Linked DNA regions of Mus musculus: region 2 is linked to region 1. The links are chromatin loops, found by intact Hi-C in ENCODE. Cell type or tissue: left cerebral cortex. All regions are shown on one strand. Links, peaks and the distances in the headings refer to the core of each region. The heading gives the core; the rest is flanking DNA.

Evidence for each region. Hi-C counts contacts between places; a loop is a spot of excess contacts. Peaks named below come from ENCODE experiments on the same cell type or tissue, not always from the same donor. Only the 100,000 strongest peaks of a DNase experiment are listed, where the experiment ranks them.
Region 2: a loop joins it to region 1, with 4 times the contacts of the local background. A loop is called at or near these places in 17 of 42 quality-filtered maps.

Annotation. Positions count from the first base shown.
Region 1 is chr19:4,090,693-4,100,676 of GRCm38, reverse strand. It overlaps Cdk2ap2 (CDK2-associated protein 2), which reads right to left and starts at 3,326. Exons shown (of 4, transcript NM_026373.4): 1 at 3,170-3,326; 2 at 2,760-2,860; 3 at 2,540-2,672; 4 at 1,660-2,179. The coding sequence starts at 3,251. The coding sequence ends at 2,112. It overlaps Pitpnm1 (phosphatidylinositol transfer protein, membrane-associated 1), which reads right to left and starts at 55. Exons shown (of 23, transcript NM_008851.4): 1 at 1-55. In left cerebral cortex, for the core only: CTCF peaks have their summits at 1,467 (motif pointing left), 3,147, 3,348 and 5,264 (motif pointing left); DNase peaks (open chromatin) are centred at 3,060, 3,465, 3,797, 5,696 and 1 more place; H3K4me3 peaks cover 1,900 bases; H3K27ac peaks cover 2,078 bases.
Region 2 is chr19:4,043,478-4,053,461 of GRCm38, reverse strand. No RefSeq gene overlaps it. Among named protein-coding and RNA genes, the nearest start is that of Gstp2, 6.2 kb to the right of the region's middle. In left cerebral cortex, for the core only: CTCF peaks have their summits at 1,257 (motif pointing left), 4,170 (motif pointing right), 5,407 (motif pointing right), 7,283 and 1 weaker place; DNase peaks (open chromatin) are centred at 1,326, 1,457, 5,411 and 7,254; H3K27ac peaks cover 949 bases.

The sequences.
Region 1 (9,984 bases), core at 1,195-9,194:
TCTTTCAGGAAGCGACCCCCAATGGGCCTCTGCAACTCTGCTAATACTAACTTACCTTACGGTGCCAGAAGAAAAAAACAAAACAAAACCTCCGTCCGTCCCCCCCTCCCAAAACCTGCTTTTACCACCCTAGAAGGTACCCGGTTCCTGAACTGTATGTACCCTTGGTTTTCGCTGAGTTTCCATTCGTCCTTACAGCCACCCCATCATCTTCCCACGAGGTTGCCCATTCCAGGCTGGTGTAGGAGCGGTCCACTGGTATCCCTCTGGCCTCCGCCCTGGGAGGCCCACTCTGCCCACCTGCGTCCCGGCATGGCGCCACAGTTCCGCTGCAGACACCCCTCCACCCCCACCTTGCACCCAGCGGGCAGGCGAGAGGCCCTCTGTCCTCACTTCCCTCAGCTCCTTGTCCCTGTCGCCAGACGTGCTCTTGACCCGCCCGCTCACCGACGTCCCCGCTCACCTCTAGCTTCTGGTGGGCGCCCCTCACCCAACCGGGGCAGGGGTGGTCGACCCCAAGGTGGGAGTCCGTTGTGCCCCCAGTCCCGGCCTCGGTTTCCAGATGGAGCCCGACCCTCTGGAGGCGCGGAGCCGGCCCATAGCCCCGACCTTTTTCCCGGTCTGCCCGCCGGCGCCCCTGCTGTCCCTCCCCGCCGCGTCACTGCAGCTGCCCCGCCCCTTTCCTGGGCCCGGCTGGTCCTCCCCACCCCGGCAGGGTCGGGGCAGCCCCGCCCGCGGCGCAGCAAGGCTGGCCCCTGCTTTCCTTCTCCAAGACAGACGGGGAAGAGGCCGGGCCCCAAATTCCAGTTCTTTATTTCTGTGCTGTCTGGACACCCCAAGAATTCTTGGTTTCATTTCCCACCCAGGCCCAGTCAGGGCAGCCCTCCTGTGTGCTTTGAAGAGGTGGGATTTGACCTAGGGGGAGCCCAGGTTAGAGGAAATGTTGTACCCCAAAGTTAGCCAGAATTTGGAAGTTCTCAATTGCCTCTGCCTAGGTTGGCATTTCACGGTTACTTAGCTACATGCCCAGGTAGAGGCCATCCCCTTAATGAAGCCCAAGTCCTTCCCTACTATGTTTGCTAGGTTCTCAAATTTGGACACCCATCTAACTGCTCCGACTCTGTACAAAGGCCGAGACACCCGGGGCTGGCTCATGGAGCCACACCCAGCCTTGTGGAAGTTGTCAGGACAGTGGATAGCAGCATCAAGCCAAGGTGCTGGGGGTGGGGGGGAAGGAGCCTCTAACTGCCTCCCTTAGGAGTCAGGGACCCGGTGTATTTAGAGCCTTCCAAGGATGGTTTTAAAGCGGAGCTGGTGTAGGGGCATTAGGACGTTCACGGGAGAGGCTTAAGTGAACTGGTATTTCCACCCTGCCAGGCATGCCTGCCAATCTACAGGAAGGGCCCTTTAGGCTCCGGCTGTCCAATAGTGCCTCCAGCTGTGAAGGCAGCCAAGCCCTACGCTGCCCCCTGGTGGCACCTCCTTATGCAGACATCATTGGTGTTCTGTCTGGCCTTCAGCTGCAAGGCGCAGAGCTGGAGGTAGCAATGGACAAGATGGGAAGGCAAAGCTCGGTTCAAGCGCCCTTCCCAGTTCCTGCTCTGCCCTTCCCCTCTGCCCACTCAGGCTTCCCCAGAGGAACCACACACAGAAAGGCTGAGAGAATGACTCCAAAGCATCTTTTATTTATACAAAAAGGACATATTTAGTAAAAGACACACCAAAAAAAGAGTCGGCTGTGGCCCCAGAGATGAGGCAGGAAGGTCTTCTGCACTCCTGTTGAAGAGGCAGGAGGTGGCCTGGGCTAAGAGTTAAGGAGTAAGTGCTGTGTGGTGGGGCCACAGAGAGGAGCAAGCTCCCGTCAGATCAGCACTGTGAGCAGGTCATGGAAGGGACTCCCAGTGGCCTCCCAGCACTCCCACAGAGGGAGGAGACCAGTTTGTACAGCCAACTGGACGAAGATCTGCTACCTGGTTCCTGGAGGGTGCCCACTAAGGGACACAGGACAGGAAGCCCAGGATAGGAAGCAACTTGGGGCGCGAAGGCCAGGGAGAAGCAGGCGCTCTGCAGTGGCCAGAAAGGTCCCGGCGAGGAGGTCAAGGTGCTTCCTGTTACGTGCGGGCATTGCGTTCTGTCTCTGCCAAGCACTCTCTGACTAGTGCCCGAGCGTGGATGATGCCTGGGGTGCGGTGAGGATGGGGAAGTAATAAACAGGGCCCCAGAAACAGTCCACAGCCACCCTTCAGAGCAGACACTCCCCCACCGCTCCATGGTTCAGCAAGAGCACCTCTAATCTAATGAGGATGGATGGGATTAAGGGTTGGCTAATCCGAGTTCCCAGGCACCTTCTTGGAAACAGACTCATTTGAAAATGGAAAAGTTCATTTAAAACCCCTCCTTAGGTACACGTTCTGTTCCAATCGAGGCTGGCCCAAATGTCCTGTCCTGACTCTAGATATCCTCCATCCTTACTGAACTGTCTTAAAGTTCAGTGTCTGTGTCCTGGGCAGAGCAAGGGCAGGCCTGTGGCTTCACTTACCTCTCTTCAGGCGCTCCATGGCACTCTTGCTACCAGCATAGGTGGGCCGGATCTCTTTGCCCATCTCCTCTATGACAGACAGCAGGTCCGTGTAGGTGCTCTGAGAGCCCTGGGAACCAGGTGGCTTCATCGCCTGTGTCAAAAGAAAATACAGACGTGATCTCAGACCCCGAGGGGATCTCCTGTCCTCAGCCATAAGCAAGCTCTTGGCCACACTCACCTGTACATACCCCATGGAGGGCGGACCAAAGTCGTTAAACAGCGGTCTGAAAGGTGCGGCAGCTCCTGGCACTGAGCCCGATGGCGATGGGACACTCCCGGCTGCAACGACACCAGCAAGAGGTCAGAGTGTGACAAGGGCCTCGTCACAGATTTCCAAGCCCAGGACTGTTCCCTTGACTAACCTCCAACGGCATGCTTCTTCATTCCACTCTGAACAACTTCGGAGACACACTCCTCCCCCCTGCGCTCCACCTACAAGCTCTACGTGACCACGCCCACTTCTCAGGCCAGCAAACTGAGGCTGAGCCAGGCTCGTCTAGCAGGCCCCGGATTGCAAAACTCGAGCGGTTTCTCTCCAAGACCTCGACTGCCCGGACAAGGCGAACAAGGATGGAGTTGGAGCCTCACCTGTAGGGACCGGGGTGCCTGGCCCGGGGGTGCTGGAGCCCGGGGTACTGCTGGGGGCGGGCGCGATAGGTTTGTAGGACATCCCAACTCCTCAGTGCGGCGGCCGCCAGCCGGCCGCTCCTCTGGGGTTGGCTGTCCGGCAGCTCAGCCGCACTCTGATTGGCAAGCGAGCTGCACGCCCCTGGTAAATAGAGCTCCGGCCGGAAGGGTGGGCGGGCACGATCGGTCCTCACTCTCGATTGGCGCGCTCAGCTGTCACTCGAGCCTCCTCATTGGCTGAATCTTGCCCCCGCAGGGCGCAACCGCTGCCGATTGGCCTCCACCTTCCGGACCTCGCACCTGTCTGCCCCGGATTGGGCGGTGACAGTCGTCCTCCTCAATTGGCGAGTTCGGGGCCCGGGGCCGGCGCGCTTTCAATCCGATTAGTCCCGAGGTCCAAGAGGCGGGGCCTCGGCAGCGGGCCAGTCTGGTCCCCGCGGTTTGCTCCGGTGGTGTGTGGCGGGCCGCCGAACACACTTCGTCCTCACCGCTTCGCGACTTCCCTCCGCTCAGAACTCCCAAGGCCACGGCTCCCACAGTGTGAGCACTCCGCCCTACCCCGAGCGTTTTACGTCACCTTTCACTGGTTCCGTGTCCCCCCCCCTTCGGCTGTGCGCATGTGCGCGCCTCAGGCCTGTATTTGTTCCCATGGCAACGGTTCCCTCACCAAAGTCATTACCAAGCTCCTTCTCTGGATTGGTTTGAATCTTCGGTCTAGGCAGGTGGGTCCAAGGCAGCCAACGACGCTGCTCGACACTGAACCCTAAGTCCCCTACTCTCTCCACAGACAATGATAGAGCATCATAGATCAAGAATTGCGTTAGGTCAAGTCAGGACCCTGGTCAAGACCCTTGGCTGGAATCTCAACACCTCATTAATGGTTTCCTCCTGGACTCTTTTTGGCGGGTGGGATGAGATTGAGACAAGGTCTCAAGTAGCCCAGTCAGAACTCGAACTCTCCGGGTAGGGGAGGGTGACCTTGAATTCCTGATGCTCTTGTCTCGGAAATGCTAAAGGATTACAGTCACACGCCAGTTTCTTGCCCTAATAGGTTTCCGTTTTCTCATGAAACATGAAGACAGTAATACCTGGAAAGTAAACTTGGAAGTGGGTAGAGAAATAGAGATGAGAGCCAGCCCCATATGGGTTGAAGCATGGTTGATTATTGTTCTGACGTCATTAATGAAACTCCCACCTGGGTCTGGCCATCTAGTTCCTATTTCCTTGAAATCAATTCACTTTAAAATTAAAATAAAACTATTTTATGTATACGAGTGTTTTGTCTGCATATATGTCTGCAGAACTGCTGCTTTAGCCCTCAACTCACTTTTTAAAAAAGCGACTGCAGAGATGGCTTAGCAGGTAAGAGGACAGGCTGCTCCTCCAGAGGACCCAGGTTAGAATTCTAAGCATTTACATAAAGTGCCTCAGAACCATCTGTAACTGCATTTCCAGGGGGCCCAATATCTCTTTCTGTTCTCAGTGGGCACCTAGCAAGCAGGTAGTACACAAACGTACAGTCAGAGAAAACACCCTAGACTTTTTTTTTTTTTTTTTTTCTGAGAAAGGGTCTCACTATCTAGCTCTAGCTAACCTGGAACTCAATATGTAGGCCAGGCTGGCCTTAAACTCACAGAGATCCTCTCTCTTCTTCCTGAATGCTTTGATTGAAGGCATGCACTACCACTCCCAGCTAAATAAATCTCCCTGTTTTTTTTTTTAAAGACTTATTTTATTTATTATATGTAAGTACACTGTAGCTGTCTTCAGACACCAGGAGAGGGAATCAGGTCTTGTTACAGATGGTTGTGAGCCACCATGTGGTTGCTGGGATTTGAACTCGGGACCTCTGGAAGAGCAATCAGTGCTCTTAACCGCTGAGCCATCTCTCCAGCCCATAAATCTCCTTTTAAAAGACTATTAAAAAACAAACCAAAAGGCTGAAGAGATAGTTCAGTGGTTAAGACTGACTGCTCTTCCAAAAGTTTTGAGTTCAATTCCTAGCAACCACATGGTGGCTCACAACCATCTGTAGTGGGATCCAGTGCCCTCTTCTGGTGTGTCTGAGGACAGCTACAGTGTTCTCAAGATATATAAAGTAAATAAATCTTTAAAAAAAACCCAAACAAATCTCAAATTAAAAACAAAAAAACAAACAAACAAACAAAAAAAACAAAACCTGGCATTTAATCATGCCTTTTTAGAATTCTCTAATTCACAATTAAGGCCCTGGGATGGCGGTGAGAGTGTGTAACCTCAAGGAGGCTGGAGGATCAAGAACTCAACACCAGCCTATCCCAAATAAACAAAAATAAAAGTGCCCCGGTCAGGTCACCCAAGACAACCCCCATGTGTGCCAGCAGGACTGCATGGTGGGAAAGACTCCAGTAGGTGGGTGGGAGTGTGTGAAGAGGAGCTACTGTAAAACACTCCGTTCAGGAATGTCTCAGTTCCCCTCCTTTCAGCCTTAAGCCTTCCTGCTTTCTCCCTTGCTCCATATGTTCATTGCTTGGGGTTGAGTAATATCCAAAGGAAACAAAACACCATGGACTGAATAGTTTAAATTGAGATTATTTTTGCACAGCTTAGGGGCTAAAAGTCTGAGGTTGGAGTACCAGCGTCCTGGGTCCCTGCTGTGGGCTTTCTTCCCGGCCTCACACAGTGTTTCTACATAAGGGCCCTGTCCTTTGACCTTTAATTTTCACTTTTTCCTTAGGGACCTACCTCCAGATTCAGCCACAGGGGGAAGTAGGGGTGCACATGTGAGCTTAAGGGAACACACCGGCATCCAGCTCTGAACATCTGGGGAGGTGAGAGTGGGCTGAACACACTGAAGCGATCTAGATGTTCCTCTTCTTTCCAGAGTGGATCCTCCCTGAGGAACAGGGTGTGTCCTGAAGGAGGTTAGAGCAGACAGCTGCAGCCTGCCTACTAAAGACCAGACTCTGATCACTCGGGGGAAGCTGGCAAAGGCCTCTTGGCCTGTTTGTCAGGGGAACCCTTCCCCAGCCTCAGTGTGTGTGTGTGTGTGTGTGTGTGTGTGTGTGTGTTACATGTGTGGGAATGTGTGGGTGCAAGTCCATGTGAATGACTGAGGAGTGAGAAGACCAGAGAAGAGAGTATCCGGTGTTCTCATCTACTGCTGTTTGCCCCTCTGCCTTGAGTTGGCGTATGCCATTGAACCAGAAACTCACATTTCAGCTAGCCTGGCTGGCCAGGGAGCCCCAACTCTACCCCCTAAATTTTGGGGTCACAGGATCACTCAACTATGCCTGGCTTTTTTTACATCGGTATTCAACTAGGGACTCAAACTCAGATCTTAGTGCTTGCAGACTAAGCACTCAGCCCAGCCCCTGGGGTTTGTGTAGGTTTGGTTCTGAGACGCGATTTTGCTCTACAGCTCCAGCTAAGCAGAACTCGCAGGAGCGCTCTTGCCTCTGCCTCTCAAGCTTGGCTCACAGTGTGAGTCACCTGGCTTCTCTGTGCAATTAGGGGACCTTCCGGTATGGCGTCCTCCAGATCAAAGGCTAGGAAGTGAGACCCACAGACTACGTTCACCTCACAGGCTGATAGTCAACAGCCATCTGTAACTTTATGTGAATAGCTGACATTGCTTTTCCTTTACTTTAAAACAAAGTGTTCTATTTTTAATTATGTGCATGTCTGTGTGTCTGAGTGGTATGTGCAGGGCAGGGCAGGTACCTGAGGAGTTCCTAAGAGGATGACACACTCCCTGGAGTTGGAGCTCCAGGCAGTTGTGAGCCACCCGACATGGCTGCTGGGGATTGAACTCAGGGCCTCTGGAGTGGTAGGCACTCCTGACCACTGAGCTATCTCCCTTTCAAATTTAGAAAACAAAACAAAACAAAAACTTTTTTGTTATATTTTTGGTTTTTGTGTTTTGGATTTTTTTGGTTTTTTGTTTTTTATCATGTGTGTCATTGGGCTCTGTGTGTGACTGCATGTGCCATGGTGTATGTGTAGTGATTGGAAGACAGCATAGAGGACTCGGGTGGTTGTTTGATTCTTCTGCTGTGTGGGTCCCAGAAAACAAACTCAGGTCGTCAAGTTTGGTAGCAAGCCCCATTACCCACTGAGCCATTTTGCTGGCTCCAATTTGTATTTCTGTATATTTCTCCCCACGTTATGTTTGTAAAGTTTTAGGGCTGAAGAGACAGCTCAGCTGTTAAAGGCGAGGCTCACCGCCCACTTTATGTTTGTAAAGTTTCACACTAGAGTGTTGAACAACTGAATGGATTCACAAGCAGAGAGATGCCTCTACACCTCGTTAAGGTAACTGACCCTCACCAGCGGCTGACAGAGGCATCGGTGGTATGAACTCTTCTGCTCATTTGGTGGGGAGGCAACATGGTGCAGCCACTGCAGAAGATACCCCAGCAGCTCCTTCCCAAATCATAGTCTTACCACAATGACCCAGAAAATGGGTGTTGAGCAACTGATAGGAAGATGTCTGTCTGCAAAGCAGGATTGTGCGGCGGTTTATGGCAGTTTTATGACCTGCAACAGTGCAGATGTATTTTATATTAGTCAGTGTTCCACTCCCATGACAGGACACCTCAGACAGCTGTCCAAAGGAAAGCTTAGTGAGTGTCATGGCTTCAGGTTTCAGCTCATGGTTGTTCCACTCTGGTTGGAGCCTATGTCAGAGGATATTTGTTCAATCCATGCTATGAAACTCTCATGGCACATGAGAAAAGAAGAAGAGGACGGTCCAGGACCTGAGTTGTCCAGGAATTGTCCCCTGCAAGAACAGTTGCCCAGTGACCTTGCCTTAGAAGGTCCCACATCCTAGAGCTTCTGTCCTCCTAGTAAGAAGTGCCGTGAACTGGGGGAACCAAACCTTCCACGTGTGGCTCTTTGGGGAAGATTCAAGCTTGGTATACTTCTGTAGCCCCAGAGCTCAGTGAGAGACTGAGGACCATAGCCATGAGTTTGATGTCAGGCTGGGTTACCTAGCCAGACTTTGTCTCAAAAGTAATTTACAGGGCTGGAGAGATGGCTCAGCAGTTAAGAGCACTGGGTGCTCTTCCAGAGGTCCTGAGTTCAAATCCCAGCAACCACATGTGGCTCACAACCATCTGTAATGAGATCTGATGCCCTCTTCTGGTGTGTCTGAAGACGGCTACAGTGTAGTTACATATGATAAATAAATACATCTGTTTTTTTTTAAAGATTTATTTATTTATTATATGTAAGTACACTGTAGCCGTCTTCAGACACTCTGAGGAGAGGGCGTCAGATCTTGTTACAGATGGTTGTGAGCCACCATGTGGTTGCTGGGATTTGAACTCTGGACCTTCGAAAGAGCAGTCGGGTGCTCTTACCCACTGAGCCATCTCACCAGCCCCACATCTGTTTTTTAAAAAGTAATTTACAAACTATAATACACTTCAATGGGTGAACAGGAACAGGTGAGTGTCCTGGATCCTGCAGTTCATCCCAGCACTTGAAACGTGAGGCAGGCAGAACTTGGAATTCAAGGCCATCTGGTCTACACAGAAAGTTCCAGGACAGCCAGAACTACATAGAAAGACTCTATTTCAAAAGGAAAAGAAAATAGGTATCTAGATGAATTAGCTGTGGTGTACCCGTACAACAGATGCACCATCCAAATACACCTCATCAATTAACCGTGCAATCTCCATATAATGGAATTTTACTCAGCAACAGATAGAAATCATGTATCTAGCATAATATATCATAGATAAAATACTTTTTATTTTAATTATTATTTTATATGTATTGGTGTTTTGCCTCTGTGTATGTCTGTGCATGTCTAATGCCCTCTGTGGCCAAGGAGAGTGAGCCTCCATGTGGGTTCTGGGGAGAGAGCCTGGGTCCTCTAGAAGATCAGTGAGTGCTCAACTGCTGAGTCATCTCTCCACACAATGACGTAGATAAATCTTTTTTTTTTGAACTGTAACTCTTTTTTATTATGAGACCCCCCCCCCTCCCGGGACAGACTACAGGATACAACATACTTCATTTTATCAGATAACCTCCAGATGATTCCCCTAGGTAGTACATTTCACTGGGTCTCTCTGCATGTGGAGAGTTACTTTAATGACAAAAATGAAGTTTTCATCCTTTCTCTTCCTATGTGTCTTTAATATCTGTATGTAAGCTTCTCCCTGCCTGCCCCAGACACAGTAGACTTAGTCGTAGTACCATGATGTTTCATTCCATCTTTGAAGGCCCTACTGTCCCATTTTTTAAAGATAAATCTTTTTTTTTCTTTCACTTTTTATAATTTTTTTGTGTGAATTTCACAGCAGGCATCCCAATCCCACTCATCTCCCCATCCCTTTGCCCTCTGCCCTTGCAACCTCACCCACAAAAAGAAAATAAAAAATAAAACCCAAAGACACCTCACTATGGGAGCTGTAGTGCGTCACAGTGTGCCCCACAGTGCACCCTTTTTGTCCACACACCTTCACTTGCAAATGTTCATTGCAATGAGTCACTGGGTCTGCCTCTGTCTGCCTTACACTACACTTTCAACACTGGATCCTCAATGGGACTCCTCTTGGATATGCTGTTGTTGCTGTGTGTCATGGAGGTCCTGCAGCTTTGGGTCTGCAGGACCAGCTCTTTCACATGCAGTTCACAGATGGGGTAGATGTTGGGATGAGTCAACTCATAGCTCTGGATCTGGGCCTGGGTGGTGGCTATGTTAGCCCGCCAGCTCTCCTGCACCCATACCACTGGGGCAATCTCCCGCCCTGTCCTAGCTAACTCACCCAATGCTGCAGCTG
Region 2 (9,984 bases), core at 700-8,699, 47 kb after region 1:
CACTTAAATGAGTGGGAGAGGAAGGGTTTTGCCAGCAGAGCAGTGGGGAAAGGGATGCTGAGCCTCTAAGCAGTCTTTGTCATTTGTCATGCTAACATGGTACCTTTGGTCAGCATCTCCCACATTCCTTCAATCTCAGCACTTGGAAGGCATACTCAAGTGGATCTCTAAATTCAAGGCTAGCCTGGTCTACAGAGCGAGTTCCAGGTCAGCCACAGATACACAGGGAAACCCTTTCTAGAAAAGCAAAAACAAAAAAATTCCTAAGAGGAGCCTGAATACAGGCAGGTAGGAGCTTTGATCAGAGAGGACCATGTCTATGTCCTATGTATATGTCTATGTCTGGATGTCATAGACAGCACTTCCTGAGCCCAAGCAGGCAGGAATAGATGGTACTAGTGGGAGGAGAGGGAGCCTGGGCTGTGCCCCAGGCAGCTCCATTTTAGCCTACCTAGATCTTCAGTAACAGGCTGGTGCAGCAGTGCCTAGGACAGAGAGTGGGCTGTCTATGTACTAGGGGTTCAAAGAGGCAGAGACAGATGTCTGAGGCCAGACCTGAGGGAGCTCACTTATTATCATGTTTTCCATTCCACTACCAGATGGCCAACACTAGCTCTACGCGCACAGTTCGACTCCATTCTCACACTAAGCTGCCCCAAGCCAGCATAGATCCCCAAGGGAAAGACTTAGTCAGATCTGTCTCAGTCACAAGCTTCCTGTCTTTTTTTTTCCTTGACAGAGTCTCACTCTGTGGCCCTAGCTAGCCTGGAAATCACTATGTAGATCAGGCTGGCCTCAATTCAACAGAGACCCACCTGTCTCCACCTCCCCAGTGGTGGGATTAAAGCATGCTTAAACCTCGTGTACCCTGACAAATTTGCTACCAAACTGGGGGTTCCAGTGGTTCATCGATTTACTGAAATGACTCACAGAAGTTTAGCAAAATTTCAATCGCATTGATGTACTTGCCAAAAAAGGCACGACTCTGAAAAAGTTGGTTGACTCTGTAGTAGCTGCAAGGGGCATGGTGTAGATGGGGCAGAGTAACACACGGAATGAATGCTCATGCCCCGTTCTGGGGCAAACACATTAAAGCACTTTAGGGACCTAAGCTTTGCTTGTCAGCGGCAACTGTGGCCATAAGAGCCTGCAAGATGCAAAACTCAAACAACAGAATTCTATTGGCAGAGTATTAGCATTCTTCAAAAACATTAAAATACTCAGGGGGCCTGGTGAATAGGAACGACCCTTGGCCTCAGCCTCTGCACTCCAGCGCCCCCTGGTGGTCAACACTTTAACTCTTAAGCTGGTTTTCAGTGGTTTACTCTGGCTGGCTGGCTGGCTAGTTGGTTGGATGGTTGGTTGGTTGGTTGGTTGGTTGGTTGGTTGGGTTTTGAAGCACTGGTTTACTCTTTATTACTGTTTTGTAACCTGCCTGCTTGGAGCAGTCTGTGTTGATTTGCTTCCTGAGCAGCGTCTCTGTCTGCCAACCTCCCCCAGGGAATACTGCACTATTTTCGGTTTCTCTATTTTGGAAATGAGATTATAGTAACCACATTGCCCTCTTTATAGAGTCTTGTTTTCTCAACTTAAAAAAAAAATCCTGCAGGACAGCCAGGGCTACAAAAAGAAACCCTGTTTTGAAAAACAACAACTACTACACAAAATTGGACTGGGTAGGGAACCGTGCCTGCAGTCCTAGGACATGGGAGGCTGAGAGAGAAGGGTCATTAGTTCAAGGCCAGCCCAGGGTAAATAGACTCTGTCTCAAAAAAAAAAAAACAACAACAATGAAAACAAACAAGCCAATGCATCCAAAACTAGCAATCATATCATTGGTTATAGTTCAGAAGTAGGGTAATAACTTAGCGTGTCCAAGGCCCTGAGACTGATCTCAGGCACACATCCGAAACACAAGCAGGTTTGGCAAGGTGGTTTTGTTGGTAAGGGGGATTGTGGAGCAAGCCTGGCAACCCAAGTTCAATCCCAAGAGCCCACAAGAAGGTAGAGGAGAAAACTGACTCTACAAAGTTGTCTTCTGATCCTCACAAGTGCGCCACCCACAGACACACACCGTGCAAATACACACACACAAGCAGGATAAAAAAGATTAAATCTAACAAACAGAACTAAAACTACGAGGCAAGAGAGACAGTGTAGCAGTTAGGACCACATAATGCAGTAACAGAAGACTGGCGTTCAGTACTCAGCACTCACATGGAGCAGCTCACAACCACTCATAACCAGCTTTAAGGGATCTGATGCCCTCTTCTGGCCTCTGTGGGCACTGCACTCACATGCGCATACCTATACATAGATGTGGACACACACTTACATACACATACACAATTAAAAGATAAATTTTTTATTTATATATTTTTATATTTTTATAGACATGCTTTAATCTCAGCTGTCAGGAAGCAGAGATCTCTGTGAGTCTGGTTTGGGGCCCTATCTTAAAAGCAAGCGAGATCTTCATTTCTGATGTTATAAACTACAGACATTAATTTATAATTTCTTACTTTGTGAAGGCCTCGGTGATGGCACTTCCCTTTTCAGCCCTTCCATAACCTTTGCCGTTGATGTCTTTACAAAGTCAAGGTGATCACTTCCGTCAGGATTCTATGCTATGGTGAACTTCACAGAATGCCAGTCACTGCAGACACCATGGCAATGTTTGCTGCCTTCATTGCTCAGCCTTGCACCTCCCCTCCCTTTCTCCTCACCTCTAAAACATGTCCTTGGAGGTGATGAGTGAGAGAAGCTAGAAGAACAGGGTAGAATGCTTCCCTGGCTAGACTTCTACACCAAAGCCTCATTTGTACAGAGTAAGACTGGAGAACCCTGGGCTAGCGAGGTGGCTAGAGAGTAAAGGGACCTGCTACCAAGCTTAATGGCGTGAATTCTATCTCTGGATCTTACGAGATAGAGTGAGAAAGCCAACTCCAGCAGACTATCCTTTTGCCTCCACAGGTACTGTGGTATGAGCATGAGTGCACACATAAACACACACATGCATGCACGCATGCACGCACACATTCATACCAAATGTAACAGAAAAGTATATAGGGGGCTGGAGAGATGGCTCAGAGGTTAAGAGCACTGACTGAGGTGCTGAGGTCCTGAGTTCAAATCCCAGCAGCCATATGGTGGCTCACAACCATCTGTAATGGGATCTGATGCCCTCTTCTGGTGTGTCTGAGGACAATGACATAAAATAAATAAATTTAAAAAGAAATAGAAAAGTATATAAAAAGCGATGATTTCCCCTAGTGGCCTCTGCTGCCTGGGAGGCCTTCATGACTTTGGCACATTGCCTGTCATCCTACAGAGAGAAGTGCTTACTCTGAGGGACCATGGTCTGTGGAAAGGCATTGAGCCAGCTTGGTGGCATTTTCTCTGTGGTCCCGAGCAATGAGGTAGTATCTGAAGCTGTTGAGACCCTCTGAGTCTACTGCAGGAGTGTCTGGAACTCCCACCCGCTGGACCCTGATGTCAGTGCAGGGATGTTGGCAAGTGCTGGACATTGCTCTGGGACACTCCACAGCGACCACCCTGGAGAAGCAAATGACACTGAGAGGTGCTCATGACTCAGTGTCTTGAGGACACTGTATAAGGGGTCAGCAGAGTTTCGGCACAGGATGGACAGCACACTGCACACGTTTAATTTCTGGCTCATCATCCCCACCGCTGCTGTTGCCCAAAAGCTGTTGGACCTTTAGTCCCAGTACTCAAGAGGCAGACACAGGAAGATCTCTGTGAGTTGGAGGCCAGCCTGGTATACAGAGACAGCCAGAGCTACATAGAGAAACCCTGTCTCAAAACAAACAAGGATCCAATAAAACTTTATCTACAGAGGCAGGTGATGGCCAAGGTCCTCCATGTGGAAGCTCTTTCTCTCTCTCTAAAAATTTATTTATTTAACATATGTAAGTGCATTGACACTCTTTTCAGACACACCAGAAGAGGGCATCAGATCCCAATACGGATGGTTGTGAGCCACCATGTGGTTGCTAGGATTTGAACTCAGGACCTCTGGAAGAGCAGCCAGTGCTCTTAACTGCCGAGCCATCTCTCCAGCCCCCAAACTTTTTTTTTTTAATTTGGTTTTTGGGTTTTGGATTTGGGGTTTGGTTTGGTTATTATTTTATGTGAAAGTACTCTGCTGCATGTACACCTGCATGCCAGAAGAGGGCATCGGATCCCTTTATAGATGGGCCTGAACCACCATGTAGGTGCTCAGAATTGAACTCAGGACCTCTGGAAGAGCAGTCAGTACTCTTTTTTTTTTTTTTTTAAAGATTTATTTATTTATTTATTGTCTATGAGTAGCTGTCTTCAGACACGCCGGAAGAGGGCATCGGATCCCATTACAGATGGTTGTGAGCCACCATGTGGTTACTGGGAATTGAACTCAGGACCTCTGGAAGAGCAGCCAGTGCTCTTAGCCGCTGAGCCATCTCTCCAGCTCAAGTCACTACTCTTATTAACCACTAAGCCATCTCTTCAGTCCAAGCCTTCACATTCTGTGGTGACCTAGCACACACTAACCTCAACTCCACTAGCAAATTGCAGAGAGAAGTTGTTTCAGGGGGGAAAAAAATGAGAAAAAAAAAAGCTGGAGAGACGGCTCAGTGGTTAGAAGGTCTTTCAGAGACCCGGGTACAGTGTCCAGCACTCACATAGTGGTCACAGCATCCATACATCCAGTTCCAGGGGATCTGATGCTCTCTTCTTACCTCTAAGAGCACCATGGTGCATGTGATGCACATACATGCACGCAAAACACTCGTGCATGTAACATAAGATAAATCAAAATTAAAACAAAAACAAGAGGTTAGGGGTTGTTGAGCAGACATACTTCTAAGAGACAGGTGGTTGACGTGTGTGTGTGTGTGTGTGTGTGTGTGTGTGTGTGTGTGTGTGTGTGTGTAGATGTGAAGTTTGAGACTGAGAGTGCATGAAGGTATTGACAAAGGGAGGCCATGGGACCACTGTCACCCAGTCCTTACCACTGGTCCCCCATGGTTGAGGAAGGACTGTCGTTGCTGTCACACTGTCACTTACTGACCTAATGCAGCTGCGGGCATTCCCGGTCAGATGGCTGCAGACTGTGCTGGAGAGAGGTGCTGGGGGAAGAGGGAATTTCTCCTATCCATGCTTTCTCCTCAAATGCTCTAAGACTGACATATTAGAGTCTGGAAGTCCTTCCTGCCCCAAGGGTCTTGAGGAGAGCCTCTCATCTCAGGATCTGCTTGCGGGTGACAAGAGATTGGCTGTCATCTCATTTCCCTGGGATTCAGCTCCTTGAAGCCACTAAGGTTGGCAACTAAAACCAGAGTTTTAATAAATCCTAGTTTGGCAAAGTAAAACAATAGACTGATCAAGTCCACCAGGGGGCGCAAGTGTCTCACAAGTTCCCGTTGCATCAACTGCAACAGCCTTCTGCAGAGCCAAGTACACACAGAGGACGCACATTGTGGAAATACAGAAGCACAAAAAGGACAGTTAGGAGTGTAAAATAGAATAAAGAGTGGGCTAGCAAGATGGCTCAGCAGATAAAGGCATTGCCACCAAGCATGATGTGACACTCCCTTGCATGACACAATAAATAAATAAGTGATTTTCTCAACGTTGAAACAGTAAATAACAGATTCACATACCATATAAAACTGAAAGATGAAAATATAAAAAGCTGGTGGTTGCAGTAAACGACACTTAAAGTTCTAGCTCCATGGGACGCTGAGACAGGAGGATGGCGACAGCTCAGGAGCCTCAGACTAACCTGAGTTAGTCCCAAGGCCCTGCCTCCTCCTCCTCCTCCTCCTCCTCCTCCTCCTCCTTCTTCTTCTTCTTTTCTTTTAAAGTAGTCATTTTAGTTTCTATGGATGCAAGCTCTATTATTCATGTACTGCCTAGAGACATAAAACCCAACAGACCCCTGCCCCAACTTCAAGGAGTCAGAAATCCTGTGACATGCCATCTCTGCTTTGGTACCAGGAAGAGCATGAGACTCTTTGAGGCTTCCAAAGCTTCGGGATGTCCAGGGTCATTTTGAGAGGGCTCCTTGGGGTTCTGCCTGGTGGTCCCTCTTGGTGTCAAATGGCAGCTACATATTTTCCAATAATTGTGGGCCTCAGCCAACCACTTCAGCTTCATCTCCTGCCTTTTATAGAAGAACCAAATCCTAACACTGGATAATCCTATCCTTTTGTCAGTTTGAGTTTGTCAGCCAAGGCCCAGTCTCCTCCTTAGGACTCTCCTCGTTCTTGAAGTTCTTTGTTAGCGCCAGTAACTGCTCACTGATGACCCGGCAGATTCATCAAAGTAGGGCAGGCTCAGACTTGTCTCTCTCTCAGTTCCTTCTTCCAGGTTGCCGCTCACTTGAATTTCGTTCTTCACTTTTCCCAAGACCGTGTCTTAAATACAGATAAATCAGGCTGGGCGTGTAGCTCAGTTTGCAGAATGTGTGCTTAACAGGCACAAAGTTCAGAGTTCCACCCCCAGCGCCATAGAAACTGGGTGTGGTGGGACACACCTGCATCTCCAGCACTAAGGAGGTAGAAGTAGGAGGATCAGAAGTTCAAGGTCATTTTCCAATATGTGGAGGGTTTGAGGTCAGCCTTTGATAGAGTTGGCAGGGCCCATGAACAATTGTATGAGTGTGTGTGTGTGTGTGTGTGTGTGTAAAACAACTTAAACTGTAGAATAAAATGGTGAGTAAAACATTTGTTGGAGACTGTTGAAGACTGTTGGAAAAAGATAAACAGAGGTCGGCTATCTCTGTCTCCTGACTGCCGAGATTAAAGGTGGTACAGCACAGACAGCTATGCAGAAGATAGGAAATGGTACTTAAACAGAGACAATGTACCCATGTGCAAAAAAGCTCAGGAAAAGAAACTCAACACAAGAAACTAAGTTAACACAACCAAGACAGAACACGACAAAATGTCCAGCTGGAAATCAAAGCTCAGTCCTCAGGCAAAAAAAAAAAAAAGGCAAGCCCTCTACCACTGAGCAGCACCACATCCATTTGGATGGCAAGGCGAAAGAAAGCTGCAGTTGTTGCTGCTGCTTCGTTGCTTCGCGCTGGGGAGGTTGGAGGAGTTCTTCCACAATGCTGGTGGAAGCGGAAAACATTCCAGCTACCTTGGCAGCATCTTAGCAAGTGAAATGTGTTCTTCCGGCATGACTCAGCTGTCTCTCTACTACACACGTAGCGTGAGCTCTACTGTTTACCCAACTAATATGCAATCCCGTCGGGCAGCTGAATCCATCATCCCTGTGAGCTCAGCTGCGCCCCAGCTGGTAAATGGATAAATTGTAGCAATCTAGTCAAGTCACTATGATTCAGCAACAAAACCCTCGCAAACATACATATCCCATCCTTTTGCCCAGGGAAGCTGGCCCGCCTCTGGCCCAGGGCCACACCTTCTGCTTCCTCCTGGCAGTTTCCTGTATTTTGGAGTGTCACAGGCATGAAAACCACACTCTGTGGAACTGGAGTTCATCTCTCCCTGGGATTGGATTCCTTCCAGGTGAGAAGATGCAGGGATTCCTTCCATACCGTTGGTGGGAACAGAAGAGTCTCTGGCCTCCTCCCCAGGATTTTAGGAAGTAATTTTTAGACAGTACCTCAGTCTTCAGGTCGGGTTTCCTTTGCAGTCACAATCCTCCCGCCTCAGCCTCCAGAGGGCTGGGATTCTAGTCATACATAATCTTACTCAGCTCAGCCCAGCTCAGTTCTCTTTTTGCACATGTGTGTGTTTGCATGTATATGAATGCATGTTCACACGCGCACACCTGTGTGTGGAGGTCTGAAGTTGACACTGAAGAATGAAAAATTACTGGCCTCTTGTGAGAACATGAACTTTTTACCTCGGAGCCCACCCCCTCCCATCTAAAGGTTGTTCTCGGAACACTCCTAAACTTTTCACCCCAAAACTCCTCACCCTAAAGTTCGACCAAGAACATTTTTGAGATAAAGGCCTCCTGAAACAACCTCAAAATGAACCAGGTACTCCTTAGTTACGTAGAATCCTTTGGCAGAACCCCTTGTCCCTTGGCAGAACTCCCTAGTGATGTAAACTTGTACTTTCCCTGCCCAGTTCTCCCCCTTTGAGTTTTACTATATAAGCCTGTGAAAAATTTTGGCTGGTCGTCGAGACTCCTCTACCCTGTGCAAAGGTGTATGAGTTTCGACCCCAGAGCTCTGTGTGCTTTCATGTTGCTGCTTTATTTCGACCCCAGAGCTCTGGTCTGTGTGCTTTCATGTCGCTGCTTTATTAAATCTTGCCTTCTACATTTTATGTATGGTCTCAGTGTCTTCTTGGGTACGCGGCTGTCCCGGGACTTGAGTGTCTGAGTGAGGGTCTCCCCTCGAGGGTCTTTCAACACCAGGCACCCTCCTCAATGGCTCTCTGCCCTTTTTTTTTTTTTTTTTAATTGAGGCAGAATCCCAAATAAACTCAAGATCACCAATTCCAGCATGTCTGACTAGCTAACTAGGAGTCTTATCTCTGTCTCTCAGGTGATGGGATTACAGGTCAAAAATCTGTACTTATAACTACATAAAGTCCTCTAGTTCTTGGGCCAGATACTCTGAATAAGGCAGTAACCCAAAGTATGGGTTGGGGGAGGGGGAGGGCTAGAGTGTAGATTTTCTTCTTCCTTTATATCTTTGAGAGCAGAGTAACAGGTTCAGTGATATACCTGTAGTTCCAGCACTTAAGAGACTGAGGCAGAGGAGTTGCTACAAGTTTAAGGCCAGCTTATGCAGTCTAAACAGAGCCCACTGTTAGGAGCTAGCAGTTTCCACCAGGCAAGAAAAAAAAAATTCAAGAACACAAGAAGGGCCCATGACCCGTCCAGCAGGTCCAGTTTTTCGAGGGTCTTGAGGGGACCTTCTCCTAAGAACCAAATTGGGGGGGAGGGTAGAGAGAGACGAGGGTCTTGTGCGAATAATGACAAGGAAACCTTCTGAATTGCATCAAGACCCCACTGCATTGAGAAAGGCCCAAGGCTTAAATGCACAAGCAAAAGGGGAAGTACAGATACTTATCAGCAGGAGGGGTGGGGCAATACAAGCAAAAGGAGAAGTACTTATCAGTGGGGGGCTGGGGGCAATAGAATTTGCACATTTTTTAGGCAGTTACACAGGGAAGCAGGAACTTGGTGGTATCAGGGTTTGGTCGGGACATCTGTGATGACTTAGGGCTGGAACATTCTGTGGTTGTTCTCAGAATCGGTGTGTGGTGGCCCGCTTTTGACTCCCTTTTCTTCTCGGGGGAGAGGCCCAATTCAGAGATCAAGAGTTGTCTTAATAGCTCCCAACAGGCCCAGAACCTCAGTGATGAAAACTGGGGCCTGAGGGAGCTGACAGTAGTTGAGAATGTGACGCTACAGTGCATGCATATACACCTGTCCCAGGTTCTACGGATGCAGATGCATCCCAGATACAGCCAGGAACTGAGAGGGGAGTAGATGAACACAATAAGAAAGGGCAGGCTCAGCCTGGGGTCCAATAGGGACTGGGAATCCAGTAGTCCCTTAGCCCCCACACATGTCTGTGCTCTATAGAAGGGGCAGAAAGGCCAGGACTGTGCTGTGGGAAAGGGGAATGGTCAGTATTTTATGATCCACAGGGCACAGAGTCAAAGCCTGGGGAGGGGCTAGGGGCAGGGTTGGGCGTGGAAAATGTTTCTGCATGAATTTCAGTTCAAAATGAGAAGTTGACTTCTGCTCCTTTGAAGTAACTGAGTAGGGAAAGAGGAGGAGACAGACCAGCAAGAACCAGACACCAAAAAAAAAAAATAAATAAAAATAAAAATAAAAAAGAGAAAAAAAGTGAAAAAAAAGAACAAGAAAGAAAGAAAGAAAGAAAGAAAGAAAGAAAGAAAATAAAGAAAAAGAACCAGACACCAGGGCTGGTGAGATGGCTCAGTGGGTAAGAGCACCCGACTGCTCTTCCGAAGGTCAGGAGTT